2 separate regions of the Homo sapiens genome follow, and region 2 is linked to region 1. The links are chromatin loops, found by intact Hi-C in ENCODE. Cell type or tissue: gastrocnemius medialis. All regions are shown on one strand. Links, peaks and the distances in the headings refer to the core of each region. The heading gives the core; the rest is flanking DNA.

The links. Peaks named below come from ENCODE experiments on the same cell type or tissue, not always from the same donor. Only the 100,000 strongest peaks of a DNase experiment are listed, where the experiment ranks them.
Region 2: a loop joins it to region 1, with 2.9 times the contacts of the local background. A loop is called at or near these places in 28 of 110 quality-filtered maps.

What each region holds. Positions count from the first base shown.
Region 1 is chr9:71,805,621-71,808,545 of GRCh38, forward strand. No RefSeq gene overlaps it. Among named protein-coding and RNA genes, the nearest start is that of CEMIP2, 39 kb to the left of the region's middle. In gastrocnemius medialis, for the core only: CTCF peaks have their summits at 1,390 (motif pointing right) and 1,596; a DNase peak (open chromatin) is centred at 1,421; H3K27ac peaks cover 357 bases.
Region 2 is chr9:71,983,179-71,986,103 of GRCh38, forward strand. It overlaps a transcript of C9orf85 not described here. Among named protein-coding and RNA genes, the nearest start is that of C9orf85, 73 kb to the left of the region's middle. In gastrocnemius medialis, for the core only: no CTCF peak of the experiment used is centred there; a DNase peak (open chromatin) is centred at 1,433; H3K27ac peaks cover 803 bases.

The DNA of each region.
Region 1 (2,925 bases), core at 102-2,601:
TACATAGATTTGTATTGTTTAATTACATGAAGAGACAGCAAACCTTTTCAGTATCAAACAACTTATCTTTGCAAACCTTTATTTATAACATGCTATCTACTTATTTTCTGCGCATTAGACACAAGCTTTTTTGCATAAAGGTGACTTAATCATCTTTCTGTGTTAGCATCTGGGCATCAAAAGTCCTGCCATATATTGTTGACAAAGGAAATCTGAAGAGAAACAGTGCCTAAAAGTGCAGTTTGGCCGGGTGCAGCGGCTCACACCTGTAATCCCAGCACTTTGGGAGGCCGAGGCAGGAGGATCACCTGAGGTAGGATGTTTGAGACCAGCCTGGCCAACATGGTGAGACCCCCATCTCTATTAAAAATACAAAAATTAGTGGGGCGTGGTGGCCCATGCCTGTAATCCCAGCTACTCGGGAAGCTGAGGCAGGAGAATCCCTTGAACCCAGGAGGCAGAGGTTGCAGTGAGCCAAGATCGTGCCACTGCACTCCAGCCTGGCCTGGGCAACAGAGAGAGACTGTGTCCCCGCCCCTCCACCCAAGAAAAGTGCAGTTTATGTCCTTTTGAAAAGTATGTATAAGTGCCTGTTCTTGTGCACTTTCTTCTATAGCCTTTTTTTTCAGATGTGTTTTTATTTTATTTAATAATTTGGGTTCATCCCCTTAATATAAGGTTGTTGGCAATCATACTAAGAAAATTATTTTGAAGAAAATTTTCTGATTGTTGTTTGTTTTTTGTTTCTCTTTTTTTCTTTCTTTCTTTCTTTTTTTTTTTTTTTTTTTTAGACAATGTCTCTTGTTCTGTCTCCCAGGCTGGAGTGCAGTGGCACGTTAATGGCTCATTGCAGCCTCAACCTTCTGGGCTGAAGCAATCCTCCCACCTCAGCCTGCTGAGTAGCTGGGACTACCGCTGTGCACCACCATGCACAACTAATTTTCTTTTATTTTTTGTAGAGAAGAAGTGGGGATTCTCCCTATGTTGCCCAGGCTGGTCTCGAACTCCTGATCTCAAATGATCCTCTCTCCTCAGCCTCCCAAAGTGCCGCGATGACAGGAGTGAGCTACCAGCCTGATTACTGTTAAACTTAATAAATAATTAAACTTATTGTTTACATATAAAAAAATGTCTAAAACGATAATGCGATAAAGTGCATGCAAATTACTGTAAAGTATTTTACATTACCATAGCAACGTGCATGATTAAATTGCAAATAAAAGCATACTGCTTTCTACTTTTAGCTCAAATAATGCTTATAATCAGCAAACAAAAAGCTATCAGGAAGGCCTTAGCAGGTACTGTGGTCTGATTTCGCTGAATGCCCAAAGCCATTAATAATCCAATTCTCCATCCCCTTCCTGGATGTGGCTCCACTTTGCCAGTAGAGGGCACCATGTGCATACAGGGCAGAGAGAGCCAAAGGCTTATTATTAAGTAGGACAGCCTCTGGCACTGTTTTCTTTGTCTTCAAAGGAGTGGCCCAGCCAGTGTGAGTGTGGTTGGAGATCAGAGCTGAAGGGCAGGTTGTTACAGCAATTATGCAGAACTTCAAACTTTCTTATGATGTCCCTCAGCAGTTCACCATCCAGAAGAGCCTGAGTTCAGCCTTGACCCAAATGGGAAAACAAGGTGTAATTATAATCAAATGGCTGTTGGTAGAGGTTGATTGCTGGCAAAATGGACAAACAGGAGGAAGTGGAGGTTGAGGTCTTTTGTGTTTGAGGTAGTCCATGTAGCAAAAATCAGACCAAGCTGGGGGGTCAGGAGACCTGGTTATATCAATTTGGGGGTCACTCTGTACAAACTAAGAGGAGGAACCGAAGTTCCAAATACATTTACAAGCTTTGCTTTTGCTTTTACTACACATGCTCAACATGATAATTACTTTTTTTTTACTTTGCTGTTATAATTATGGAAATTAATATGTCCACTCATTTAAATATTTATAAAATATTTGGTTTGGAAGAATACAACCATATTTTTTATGCATGGTATGTTTAAAGATTCAACTTTGGCTAATATTTATTTTAACTCTGTAATGTTTATGTAATTTAGAGCAATCTAACTAATTTTTAATATAGCAAAGAACAGCTAGCAATGGCTGAGATTATTGCAGAAATGTGCAAAATTGTGCTTATCTCATTAAAGATTTCTTTGAGACTCTCCTAAGAGCAAATAAAGTGCCTAACTTCCCAGAGGCAGATTTTATATGGAAAAGAAAAGATATACAATGTAGAATTGTTCAAAATGTTAGAGACAATATATGTAAAGTGGCTGTTGCATGCTCAATAAATGATCTCCTTGTCTGCTTTTTAATAGCATTATTTTAGGAGTGAGGCTGCATTAAAGTAGATCTCTCTAGGTCATAAATCTAACCTGAAAATAACATGGACATCTCATGTTCAGGTTAATCACATTGTCATAACTATAAAGAACCACATCTTGCCACAAAGAACAATGAAGGGGTTATATAGATTATTTAGGTCTTAACTCTGGGTCTCTTGATGAGGCAACAAAAAAGGAATTTCCACTTTGGGAAGCCGAGGTGGGAGGATTGCTTGAGCCCAGGAGTTTGAGACCAGTGTGGGCAATATAGTGAGACCCCGTCTCTTTAAAAAACAACAACAACAAAAGGAATTTCATTGCACAACACAGAGCAAATCTTCATAAACATCCTCCTTAGAGAACACCCACCTGTCCTTTTCTCCATGTCAGCTACTCACTCCTTCATTCACCTTAAAACACTCACCATTCCAGTCTTCTTCTCAATTCTCTTGCCCCTCACTCTTTTCTTTCATTGTGTAACTCCTTGCCCTTGCTTCTAGAGAACAGTAATTCAGCTTTCTACAAAGAGATATTTTTCAAAATGATGTTTTCTTTTGTTAAATAAGACATCAGCCAAATTACTAACAGAATTTGACA
Region 2 (2,925 bases), core at 128-2,627, 180 kb after region 1:
AGAAACAGGTTTTCACAATGTTGGCCAGGATGGTCTCCATCTACTGACCTTGTGATCCGCCCCCCTAGGCCTCCCAAAGTGCTGGGCTTACAGGCATGAGCCACTGCACCCAGCCGACTGAACATCTTTTCATGTGTTTATTAGCCAATCCTATATCTTCACTGGTGAAATGTCTATTCAGATGTGTTGCCCATTTTAAAAATTGGGTTGTTTTCTTACCATTGAGTTATGAGTCTTTTATATATATTCTAGATACAAGTCCTTTATCAGATATAATTTGGAAATATTTTCTCGCTGTCTGTAATGTGTTATACATCAATTTTGAGATATCCTTCACATTAAGAAACTAACGGTGTGGATAATAATCCTGGTATTGACAGAGGTTTGGACTCCTGAAGCCTGAAAGTCTATCTGCTGCCACGCCTGGGCACATACTGCATCATTTACAAAACTGTAGAGCACCTGTTGTGTGTGCAGTTGTGATTTCTTATAGATTTTTAGAATTGGAAGGCATGTAAAGAACACGTAATCTGGTACATTGCTTCAGTAGGTAAGTCAGTATGAACTTCTAAGAATTTTTGTTTTCTTCTGTATTGGGTCTATTGTGGGTATGTCCAACGTGACAGGGGAGGTAAGGGAAGTGGCATCCCCTGAGATAGTGACTGAAATGGCTTTCATCATCTTTAAGTCAAAGTGAGATGCCAGTAATAGGATATATGTATGTATGTACTTGTGTCTCTGTATGTATGTAAATAAACAAACATGCTGGAAGGAGGAGGTGATTCAATCAGGGACTTTGTGAAAGAAAAAAAGAATAACTGGACCTTCCTTTAATGATGAAAACTGTTTATACAGCAAACCATCAAAGCCAAAATGTGAATTTTGGTATTAGCCCGATTTTTCCTAAGAAACTGTTGATGTAACCACTGTAGTTGCAGAGATCGTTTTGGTATATTCTAGACCCTCTTTGTTTTGTTCTGTTTGGGGTTTCTTCCCCCTCAAGTTGCTCTTGTCCACCACTAGACTGGCTGCCTTTTATTCCATAGCAGACAGTCCTTAAGTCTTTGCATATGTCCTTATTCAAAAATTAATCTTCATCAGTTTTTTTCTGCAGAAAACAGTTTTTTAAATATCTTACATGAGAATGCTCTGCACCTGCAATCTCTGGTTGATGCAGTTTCCTTTCTCTCTTCTCTGTTCCCATTGGTAGAATAAATCTGCTCCTTCTTAAATCCTGAGCTGAAAATGTCCACACTTCCCAGAAGTGTACTTTAGAATCACCTGTAACATGTATTTAAAATACAGATTCCCCAGCTCCACGGGCAAAGCTCTCCTGCCATGTGACACCCTGATACAGTTCAGGGAGCCACTAAGGCAGGCCAAAATGGCTCAGCAGGCAAAGGTCCAAGCTGCCAGGGTAGTGTGTCATTACAGCATGCTTAGCATAGCTAGGAGGACAGGCTCACACCCAGCCCCACAGCTGTTGCGCTACAGACTCAGGCACAGGGCTGTCTAACTGGCAGATGTGGGCCACAACTGTTGGAGACAAGCCAGCCATATTTGGGAAAATCTTATTGTAAGGGGCAAGTGTGAGTGAGATTTAGGAGTCATGGGAAAATACACCAACACAGTAAATCTTGTGTTATAGGAGAGATGTGGAAGAAAGAGATAAACTACTGGCCAGGGTGTCTCCTGACTGGGTGACTTGCCACCACATGGGCCAGGCAGGTTGCGGCAGCTCTGCCTTTGGGAGGTGGCTGGAGGAGGGGAGGAGAGAGAGGCATGATGAAGACAGATGCACCCTTTCCTGAGCAGGGGTTAACATTCAGGGTGCCGAAAGGAATTCCACAGCCTGTTTCCCATCTCTCTTGTCCTCATCAAGTACTGGTCCTCGTGTATGTGTTCTGCTTCCGCTTTCTCAGGATGTTTACGTTTTTGCAAATACGTTTATGGAAAAGAGTTACCTCACCCACCTCTCCAAACATCTATTTGTTTTACATTTTTATTGCGGGGGAGTGATCTCTTTACATAGCTTCAAATGGCATAACATTCAGCAGTATCCAAGCTTAGATATATCTGATGAGAGGAAAGTAATTGTGAGGCCTTTGTTCTAGTTACAACTTTGTCACTATCTGACTCCATGACTCCAGCAAATTGCTTCAACTGTCTGGCCTGCAGTTTTTTTCTTGCGTTAAATAACAGACTTAGTCTAGATCGGTGGTTCTTATCATGTGGTTTCTGGACTAGCAGCATCAATATTACCTGGGAAACTTGTTAGAAATGCAAATTCTTGGGCTCTGCCCTAGACCTACTGAAACATACTCTGTGGGCGGGGCCCAGCAATCTGTGTTTGAAACGCGATTCTGATTATTTGACAAAAGTTTGCAAACCACTGGTCTAGATAAGTAGCTCTTAGCCTTGGCTGCACATTAAAATCATCTGGGCAACTTTTATAACCTACCAATCCTGGCCTCTTCCTCCAAAGATTCTGACTTAAATGGTTTCAGATGGGGACCATTGTTATGCGGTTATAGCCGACGCCTAGGTGCTACCTGAGGTCTTCAAAGCTAAAGGTCAGTGTTTCCCAGCCGTAAATGCATACCTCTAGACCTGGCCTTCTCAAGCCACTAGGTGTTGCTATAATAGAGAAGAAAAGGCATTTTCAGAACCGTCTTTGGATATGGATGAGGAGGAGGAAAATGTATTTCTTAGCTTCTGATAAGAGATTATTTTGTTATTTTAATCTGAGTGCAATTTGCTAAATATTCATTTGCAACTTGTTAAATTTATTCAAAGAAATTAAATGCCCATAAGTGACAGAAAGAATAAAGAATTGTGATATATATTTACAATAAAATACTCTTTAGCAATAAAAAGAAATAAACTAGTGATGTGCATTATAACATGGCTGAATCTCACAACATA